Linked DNA regions of Homo sapiens: region 2 is linked to region 1. The links are chromatin loops, found by intact Hi-C in ENCODE. Cell type or tissue: thyroid gland. All regions are shown on one strand. Links, peaks and the distances in the headings refer to the core of each region. The heading gives the core; the rest is flanking DNA.

Region 1 (5,385 bases), core at 249-5,248:
TTGCAGCACCTAGTACAGTGCACGGCCCATGGCGGTCTTTCAGGAAACATATCTAAAATGCATGTAAATGAATGAAGTAGCAGTGCTATAGGACTAGGCCTGGGTGGGATTTAGGTGTTCCCAGAGGGGCCTGAGCTGACACTGATCTGAGAAGTGCCTCGGGCTTCTAACACTCTTTCTGCTGGGATAACTGCGGTTGGGGCTAGGTTGGGGAGGCCGTAAACCATTCCTGACACTGAATGAGAACCAAACTAGTCTCCAGGGAAGAGAGAAGAGGAAATATAGCATTTTGTTGGGAAATTTTTCCTCAGTAAGTTCACTCTGGGTCATTTAGTTCTTTATGCCCAAAAAAGTTAACACACCCATCAGTAACAGTGAGTGCTCTGATCTTAAATTTGTTTAAAATCAGGACAGGGATGACTGCATATAACAAAAGAAGGTGAGTCACAAGAAATCCAGTGTTATTAAGAAAATATATGCCGGGCACGGTGGCTTACACCTGTAATCCCAGAACTTTGGGAGGCCAAGGCAGGCGGATCACGAGGTCGGGAGACTGAGACCATCCTGGCCAACATGGTGAAACCCCATCTCTACTAAAAATACAAAAATTAGCTGGGCATAGTGGCACGTGCCTGTAATCCCAGCTACTTGGAGGTTGAGGCAGGAGAATCACTTGAACCACAGAGTCAGAGGTTGCAGTGAGCCAAGATCACACCACCGCACTCTAGCCCGGTAATAGAGCGAGCCTCCGTCTAAAAAAAAAAAAAAAAAAAAGCAATAACACTTTATAAACATTGTGATATTTATTTTCATTTTCAGCATTAACAGAGGTGACAAATATTACGTGTCCATTTTTCTGAACCTATAGCTAAAGCCATCTTTTCCAGAGAAAGAATGAAATTTTTAAAATATTTGAGAAAGAAATCTCCAAATGCTAAAGAAACCTCTGTATAGGAAAGGAAGTTACTCACACATCTACAAAGGAAGAAGAGATGGGGAAGAAACTCTGGAGGTGCTGAATAGCTCTAGTACATTTTGATTGAGGTCTAGACTAGAGAAACTAGCCTAAAATTACAGTAGGACATATTAGGTTAGACAGCAGAGGAAGAGATCAAGAGATCCAACTCTCTCTCTCTCTCTCACACACACACACACACACTCACACACTCACCCCTCACACACATTAGCAGATTGTTGTATACTGAGTTTGTTTAAAAGACAGGGGTATATCCAGGCTACTTTTTCCAAGGCAACTTTAAACATTAAATGACAGATGTTTTTCTTCCTCTAGCAGTTCCTTTTGTAAAAGGAGGGGACTCTACACTTTTAGATTTCTCTTGTTTGGAACCTTGTCAGCATTGCTTTGCCCATTTCAAGAAAATGTTTTCAGAAATTGTGAACATCGCTGATAACATCAGTTCCCTCATCAGAAAAGCAATCAAGCTGGTGTGCATGCACTCTGGATGGTATATGGGGGTGGTCACTGGGAATGGTAGGCCTCTTCCTTGTTATTATGTGTTACTAACCAGAATTTGGGAAATATATTTGACTATAAATTCTTGATATCAAATCTGCCAGCACCAGCCAGAGATAGGAATAATAGATATCAAGTTAAAGGCAGATTTAAGTGACTGTAGTTTAGGCAAGCACTTGCTAAAAGTTAGGGCAGGGGTCCCCAACCCCCAGGCCCCAGACCAGTACCAGTCCATGGTCTATTAGGAACTGGGCCGCACAGCAGGAGGTGAGCAGCGGGCAGGTGAGTGAGTGAAGCTTCATCGGTATTTACAGCTGATCCCCATCGCTGGCATTACCGCCTGAGCTCCACCTCCTGTCAGATAAGCAGCAGCATTTGATTCTCACAGGGGCATGAATCCTACTGTGAACTGTGCATGTGAGGGATCTAGGTTGTGTGCTCCTTATTTTTGTTGCTGATGTTGTTTAGTGTGGGCTGGGGGTGGGGCGGAGGGGAAAGGACAAGTGTTCTAGCTGGGAGCACCCTCCGGGCATGGAACACAGGTCCTACCTGGAAAGGTCTAAGATTCTCTCATCTGTCCTCCTATGGTGTATTAAGCACCACAGCTGCAGGAGATCAGAATTTTACTGTTTAATTATTTAATGCTGGTTTTCTTACAGCCTACCCTGTATCTCCAGTTTTAGTTCCTATTATTATAAGTTTTTCTGGCCTAGTCCCTGAACCTTTAGAACTTAAATTTCTCTCTGGCTCTTGGCCTGTAGTATGACACGAATTTTCGTATTTGTTTTTCTCTCTACGTGTGTTAGCAAAATTGAAGTTTTGAATAAAAGTGTTGCCAAATGATAAAATGTATGGTTGTCAAATATTTATCTATAAGTCTTTTCCTTTATTAAAATAAAAACTCAATTCGTGATTACTGTAGAAAGTTGGAAGCATAAAACAGTCCAATAACCAGTTGTTTGAAAAGCTAAGGGAAAGCCAGTTGTGTTTTGCTGGTGGCAAAATTGAAGGTGCACTGATTCTGGAATAAGAAAACACGGGTTCAAATAGAGGTTCTGCAGTTGCCTGGCTTCGCGGTCTTTAATATGTCAGTAAAATTGAGGCAAAAATTAAATGCCTTACTCTGAAAAGGCATGCATGCGGGAGGGCCCACACAAAGTAGCCACCCAGTAAAAGGTTAAGAGACTTGCACTGAATAATGAGAAAATGGGCGATTAGAGTTTTTAATATGCCTGCACATTTTCTCTCTGTTCTGACCCCACTTCATGACATACAGCAAATCTTAAAAAGAGAGAAAAGAAAAAGAAATAAAGGGAAAAAGAGTATATCGATCTGATATTGCTTTAAGGCCTTTAGAATAGTGATACTTTATATCGAAAGATTGAACCATTTTTATGAAAACTCAAAACACTTCCTTCCCTCCGAGCACTGTGCCTCCACCCCTAGAGGGCAGCATGCCCCCAAAGAAATTCACCCAGGGCCCAATTAGAATCCATCTAAATGGCCAATTACCTTCAATTGAATTATTTCTCATCGACTTTAAAAATAACCCTTGAAACTCATTAGGCACACTATCCAGAATTTAAGGGAGTGTTACCTGCACTTTCTAATGACTCCCTCAGAAGCATGTTTTATTGAGACTGTCAAATAAATAAAGTGCCCAGGAAATTAAGAAACCTGGTGACCAGGCATCGCCTTTGTGGAAGGACCTCTACTCAGGAGGAAGCCCCTGCTGGTTTCCCACATGAGGCCGCTCCTTTGAAAGTGATTTTCTGCCACAACCTCTCCTCTTCCAACTCTCCTCAGAGCTCAGAAGTGACAAGGTGAGAGCTAGAGGTCCTTGCTCTTCCTCATCCCACCCACCTGCCTCCTTCACGTCCCTTCATTCCTGGCCCGTTAGGTTAAGGGCGCTTAAGGCACTTGAGCCTGGGCTCTTACCCACTGTTCTTTTGTTTCTAGAATTAGCTTTCACTTTCCTTCACTAACACCTTCATCACTGCCTCATACATAATGGAGAAAACACAGGCCTCACCCACTTTCAGACCCCAAATCCTCCCAATGATATGATGAGGCCCACTGCACACAATGCTTCACAGGCTCTCCAGCCCAGCAGCTCTCAAGCATTTGGGGCACATAGCACTGGCATTTTACACCCAAGTCTCCATGCCGCCTCCTCAGTGTCTTTCTGTCTTCAGGAGCTCTGAGTTGCAATCCAGGCCCAGCTGCTAATCAGAGCCTCGTGGTTCTAATATGCAAAATGAAAGAGGATGCCAGCTGCCTTCACCCAAGTTCTAGAGAGGCAGATAGGGATTAACAGTCACTTTGATGCCACAGTCATCTTGGAGAAAAGATGACACAATTTCTTCTATTCATAGAGACACATCAGTGAGGTTTCTAAACTCATTCTGGTTTGATTTTTGGATTTCTAGTGATTTTTTTCTCAAAAAATATGGGGTTTGGGTGGATAAAACAGTTTTCATCTATGTATGGGATGTTGTCAAAACAGGACACTAGAGTTGTTTTTGTTTTAATGAAAAATAACACTTCCAATATTGAAAGGCAGTATCCATTAATTCAATCGAACATTATTTCATAAGCAAATATGTTTGAAAAAATTAGCAAGTAAATGCATAAATAAATTACCTACATTGAAAGCTGATACTGGCAGATATGATAACATGTTTCCTGCTAACTAGTTTACATTTCTTTTGAAGTGAATTTCTGGCTGACAGTGTTCATGTCACAGATGCTATCCTCACCTGCTTCATTAAGGCCTGTTTAGAATACAGTTCTAATGTAGGTTTTATTCCATGTAAAGCCACCTAGAGATAATTTTAAATGATGATATCGACTAACAAACACGTAATCAAGAAGCTCTTAAAAATTTATTAAAATTCAGGTCTTTCACCATTAGCAAACCTGCTTCATTAACATATTAATAGATAATGTTCCTGCTCATAATTAGCGTGTATTTTCTTTGCATCATTGTAGTTGAAAGAATTCAGGTGGGGTTTGATAGAAAAGTTTTTTTTATCTCTGCCAACAAAGCACCTGGGAGAATAACCGAAGCTCCTGACCACCCATTTCCATTTTAATCATCCGCTTCCTTCCTCCCACATAGTTTTTCTCCTTAAGCTCAGTTTTATTTATTTACCCCATATTCAGCCTTCTGTGAATTACAGACATGTTAAGCCATGGACTACCTGCAAGTGAACAAGGATTTGGCCTACTTACTGACGGATGAATGCTAACTGCAAGAGAAACTCCAGGTGTAAAAATATTTTCATCCAGAGGTTGAGAAAAGCTGGAATCTGAAAACTGAAAATAAGCTCATCTTTTTCTTCAAAATAATTAAAAATCTTACTTGTTCCATGAGAGTGTATTGAATATAGAATATAGTCTATGTCACGTTTTTATGAAAAGAGTGATGTCCATTTCAAGGAATGATGTTTTACAGAGAGGAATAATTGAGGGATCTGCCTAAGGAGGCTTTTGTTTTTGTTTTTGGAGTGACCACAAAATGAGAGTAAGTCTATAACTGAGGTCTTTGGAATAAAGCTACAGGGTTATTTTGAAATATTCTCACTGCAGTGATATACTACTGGTAACTTATTAGCAATAAAGAATGGAATTGGTACTATCCCTTAAGATAAAAGGGAAAATAATATTTATACTAAAAATAGCGATTATCTTCTAATGTGGTCTAAACTGCCAGCCAATTGTGTTGACCACTGCCATTTTGGAGCAACACAATTCTGTGACTTTAGAGCACGTCTTGACATGAGGCAGAAGCCTCCCACATGCTCTAGCATACTGGAACCTCTTGGATGGGTCAGAGATTAGTTTTACTTACAAGGAGCACACACAACAGTCCTGCTGCACTGTGGGTATGGGTTCAAGTGTTTGAGGTC
Region 2 (5,385 bases), core at 160-5,159, 48 kb before region 1:
TCAACATTCCAGGTTACTTTGATCTTGTAGCCTTGCTGCATTAACATGGTCTCCCATGCAGGGGATGAGGGGCACTAAGAATCTTACACAACTCTTGAATGTTTCCACACTAAAGAGATAGATTTCATGTCCTCTCACATTTTATTGGCCAAAGCAAGTCACTTGACTTGGAGGGAATGGGGAGGGGCAATCTTCATAAGCATTTGGAAGAAGAGGAGACCTGGAAAAATCACAAGTAGCAGCAGTGTCTGCCATAAGGTATCTCTATCTCTGCCTCTTCTTCCAAGTCTGCTACAAACCTACATTTCCTGATGCTTGGAACAAGGTTTTAGGTAACGCACAATGCAAAGATACAGTCAACAGAGGGTTCAAATTCCACTCTTTTCTGCACAGACAGATTGTGTCCATGGCTTGCTTCTCCAGTCTGTTCTCCTGAAGTCAGCATGGTCTAGCTGAGTAGAATGAAGGATGTTCCCCTAGACCGTGCCAGGGAAAATGGGCCAGGACTCTGGTGGGGTTGGGGGTGGGACTGGGGCATAAAAGCAGAACACATGGCCAGCAACAGAGAGCAGGTTCTTGCAAACAGGCTAGGTTACTTGATAGTTTCTGTTCCCTGAGGATTTAAAATATGCTTAGCTGAAAAATGGAAACTACTATGATTAGGCTGACCCACTAGCTGCATTATGGGTAAGTAATAAAAGCCAAATTTAAGGGCAGTCCTTTTAGAGTTATAATAAATACTAATAATTTCTTAAGATTAAACATTGTAAGGTCCTTTTATGACTAGAAACAGTAAAGAACATTTACAGCTCTGCAAATATTTTCTCTGATGCTTCCTTCATTTCTTGATGCACTGGTGCCTAAAAAACTTTGTGTGGTCTCCACTGTGCCTGGCTTCACACTCTGCAGGGGTCTGACCCTGGAGTGGATTAGACTTTGAATGAGGCTATAGATTAGGTAAGGAGTCTTGGGCCTCCTCTTCAGCAGTAATCCTGAAAGGGCCTTTGCGTAAATTCTAGGCATCTTCAAACTGATCTCATTCAGTATTTGGGTTTATAATAGGTCACTATCCCACTTTTATTTCTGGCATAAATTTTGAAACAGATCACTGCTGTTTCACACTGTTGTTTTATCAACAGCAGGAGGAGTCCCACTCAGGGAAAATCCCAACTGAACAGTACTGTTCTTGCCTAAAATGGAGATTTTGCCAGAGTTAAGAAAGATGCAGCTGGCAAAAGGCACTGTTGCCACTTTTCTCGAAACTTTGCTTTAGGTACAGCCCAGCAGATCGGATGGATCACAGCTTGGCTATGGTTCTGCGGTAATTCAGAACTAAAACATAACTCCAAAAGAAAGACTCAAAATGTGGCTCCTCTCACTAGTGTAAGTTTAACAGCTCACTAGGCTGTTAAACTTACACTTAGCTGTCCTGTGTTTCTTTGGCAGTTTTGTAGCAGAGTTCTTACTCTGTCATACAGCGGGCGGGGGCTTTGGTGCACACATTTCTTGGAAGTGACACAAGAAAAGAAGCTGGGATTACTTTTTACAAGCATTGGCTCCAGAAATTAGAACAGATAATCCTCCTTAGTGCCACTGTACAACTTAATCAGAGGAAAAACATTTATGGAGCAGAAGATCCTTTAGAAAAATTGGCCCCTTTGTCCAAATAAATGGTGTGGATTTTACTTCAAACAGCTGAAAGCCATAAACAGGGAGAGTTGGGAGAGAACTCTGGAATAAATGGTTGAATTGAACTGAATTGTATCAGAATATGTGTATGAAGCAAGAATAGAAGGAATGAAGAATATGCTGCAGAACAAAAGTGTGCCTTGAACTTCATGGAGCTGCCAGCCTCCAACTCTTAAGCAAGGAAGCCTCTCATTTGGAGGATTTTTATATAAAATCCATGCAGTTTTCAGGCAGAGCTCTAGAGGGCAGAAAAGATATAGGTTCCTTGATGAAGAAAGTCACATTCACAAATTCAGGGTACCAATATTTTTTACATACTGTGCCTTTTTTTTTTTTTTTGACTAATGGCTCGGTTTAAATAGACTCTAGTTTACTATAGAATCACAAAATTTGAGGTCTTAGAAGGCTTGTAGTGTTGACAAGTTAGTTCTGTCCTATCATTTTATAACAGAGAAACAGTCTTTAAGGGGTTAAATGATTTTCCTAAGGTCATCCAGGTAGAGAGCAGCAGTTAAGACCAACCCTACTTCCCTGACCATCCCCCACACACTTGAACTCTTACACATTTAGTCAAGGTTTAAGAATGCCAACTTTTTTTCATCCTAAAACAATCTGGTCATAATGGAGACTTGAGTTCAAACTCATATTCTTGTCCTATGAAAAAGGACTGACTGGATTGGTAAGCCTGAAGCCGGTGCTGTCATTAAACTTGGACAGAGATCTCCAATGAGCCGGATCTATTTGAATTTCCTCAGCCAATACTTCCAGGCTTTGGACTCTAGGTGGCGACATAGGACCTTCGTTTTGCTTTCTAGGGAAACTGGACAAACCCTTCAGGAAGAAACCTGATTATTGCAGTTCTTCTTGACCCAAGGCAGACTGACAGCATTTTCTCTTAGCTAAGCTAATGATCAGGGCCTGGGTGCTCACTTATCAGATACTATAATTATTTTGACTATAATCCTGTGACAATGACTGTTATTTAACAGGTCTTCCAGTTGTGTCATATGTTTGGCAGGGTCATACCTGGAGAGAAGAGCATTTTTATTGATTTTTAAGCTTAACAACATTCTTGTGGCAGCTGCCCCTCCTTTTCACTGGGCCACCTCTGCCTCTTCTTTACTCTCCCCAGCCCAGTCACGCTGCATGACCTTACCTGCCTCCAACCCCCACCAAACATACTAATCTAGTGGAACTGGCTTTAAATGAACATAATGAACCACTCTGAAAGAAAAAAGCATTCAGAGGGCGGTCTGGTAAATTGAGAAGGGAGAGGGTGGCACTTCACGCATTTGATTTCTGGCTCCTTATCATCTCTAGAGCAAGGTGCTTCAAGAAATGGTCTAAGAATGACATGGGACATTTTCTTGTAAAAATGCAGAATTTGTGGGTACACTCCAGACATCCTTGGTCCCAGTCTCTCGGGGTAGGCCTTGGAATCCATCTGTTTAATTCCTAAATAGATTGTGTTGTGAACCACAGCTGCAAAGAAGCTGCAGACCTTTTAAAATCAGCTGATGGTGCTGTCTCCCTCACCACCTGATTTGCTGGCCTGGTGCCTGATTTCCATTGCTGAACTCAGAGCCTTACTGTTTCTTTTTTTTTTTTATATACTTTCAGTTTTTGGGTACACGTGCACAACGTGCAGGTTTGTTACATATGTATACATGTGCCATGTTGGTGGGCTGCACCCATTAACTCATCATTTACATTAGGTATATCTCCTAATGCTATCCCTCCCCACTTCCCCCACCCCATGACAGGGCCCGGTGTGTGATGGTCCTCACCATGTGTCCAAGAGTTCTCATTGTTCAATGCCCACCTATGAGTGAGAACATGTGGTGTTTGGTTTTCTGTCCTTGTGATAGTTTGCTCAAAATGATGGTTTCCAGCTTCATCCATGTCCCTACAAAGGACGTGAACTCATTCTTTTTTATGGCTGCATAGTATTCCATGGTGTATATGTGCCACATTTTCTTAATCCAGTCTATCATTGTTGGACATTTGGGTTGGTTCCAAGTCTTTGCTATTGTGAACAGTGCTACAATAAACATACATGTGCATGTGTCTTTATAGCAGCATGATTTATAATCCTTTGGGTATATACCCAGTAATGGGATGGCTGGGTCAAATGATATTTCTAGTTCTAGATCCTTGAGGAATCACCACACTGTCTTCCACAATGGTTGAACTAGTTTACAGTTCCACCAACAGTGTAAAAGTGTTCCTATTTCTCCACATCCTCTCCAGCACCTGTTGTTTCCTGACTTTTTAATGATTGCCATTCTAACTGGTGTGAGATGGTATCCCATTGTGGTTTTGATTTGCATTTCTCTGATGGCCAGTGATGATGAGCATTTTTTCATGTGTGTGTTGGCTGCATAAATGTCTTCTTTTGAGAAGTGCCTGTTCATATCCTTTGCCTACTTTTTGATGGGGTTGTTTGATTTTTTCTTGTAAATCTGTTTAAGTTCTTTGTAGATTCTGTATATTAGCCTTTTGTCAGATGGGTAGATTGCAAAAATTTTCTCCCATTCTGTAGGTTGCCTGTTCACTCTGATGGTAGTTTCTTTTGCTGTGCAGAAGCTCTTTAGTTTAATTAGATCCCATTTCTCAATTTTGGCTTTTGTTGCCATTGCTTTTGGTGTTTTGGACATGAAGTACTGTTTCTTAATAAAGACAACCACGCCATCTCCCAGCCCCTGCTCTCCCCTCCTTTTTCCCTCACAGGAACCTGACCCCATAGCACCTAGGGACACGTGACTAGAAAGGCAATATGGAATGGAAGGGATGTGAATACTGTAGTCATTTCCAGTATTTTTTCTCCCTTCTTTCTCCCACTCTAAATTTTTAAAATGTGATCTTAAATTTCATAATATACAAACAGATTCTTATTACAGAAATTCAAATTATATAGAGGACATTATAGCCCCTTTCAACCTTCCCCATCCAACATTCCCCCCAAATAGGATTGTGCTGTACATTATTTTGAAATGTGCTTTCATGATGTAATGTCATGCTTTAGGAATTTTCCCACATGAGTAGTTAAGTTTACTTCATTCTTTTGAACTGCTGCAAAGCAGTCTTTTCTCTAGGATACCAATTGTTAAAAAATTATACACACAATTTCGCATACTACTTTTTACATTTCATAGTGTGTCATGAACATTTTCCCATCTCATTATACGTTCTTCATAAAACATGGTTTTTAATGATTACATAGTATTCCAGCATATAATTATACCAAAATCAATAATTAATTTAATAATTCTCCAACTTCTGCATTTTTAGATTGTCTCCATTTTTTTTTTTTTCTCGAGACAGGGTCTCACTTTATCGCTCAGGCTGGAATGCAATGGTGCAATCACAGCTCACTGCGGCCTCAATCTCCCTGGGCTCAGGTGATCCTCCCACCTTAGCCTCCCAAGTAGCTGGGACCATAGGCACACACCACCACACCTGGCTAATTTTTGTATTTTTTTTTAATAGAGTCGTGGTTTTGCCATATTGCTTGAACTCCTGGGCTCAAGCAATCCGCCTGCCTCGGCCTCCCAAAGTGTCTCCAGTTTTTGATAATCATTCCTTCTCAATAATGAGCTCAATGTCTCCTTACACTTGCCTTCCCACTACTCCCTTACTTAGGGATTGTAACCAACCAAAAAACTGAGGTCCCTGAAAAGTGGCTGATGGCGACAA

Evidence for each region. A loop is a pair of places that touch in the nucleus more often than their neighbours do. Peaks named below come from ENCODE experiments on the same cell type or tissue, not always from the same donor. Only the 100,000 strongest peaks of a DNase experiment are listed, where the experiment ranks them.
Region 2: a loop joins it to region 1, with 3 times the contacts of the local background. A loop is called at or near these places in 48 of 110 quality-filtered maps.

Annotation. Positions count from the first base shown.
Region 1 is chr14:36,554,540-36,559,924 of GRCh38, reverse strand. All of the region lies in intron 1 of LOC105370453 (a long non-coding RNA gene), which reads right to left. Among named protein-coding and RNA genes, the nearest start is that of NKX2-8, 25 kb to the left of the region's middle. RefSeq lists a silencer at 3,260-3,416. In thyroid gland, for the core only: a CTCF peak has its summit at 2,908 (motif pointing right); no DNase peak of the experiment used is centred there.
Region 2 is chr14:36,602,196-36,607,580 of GRCh38, reverse strand. No RefSeq gene overlaps it. Among named protein-coding and RNA genes, the nearest start is that of NKX2-8, 22 kb to the right of the region's middle. In thyroid gland, for the core only: a CTCF peak has its summit at 2,480 (motif pointing right); DNase peaks (open chromatin) are centred at 2,470 and 2,820; H3K27ac peaks cover 574 bases.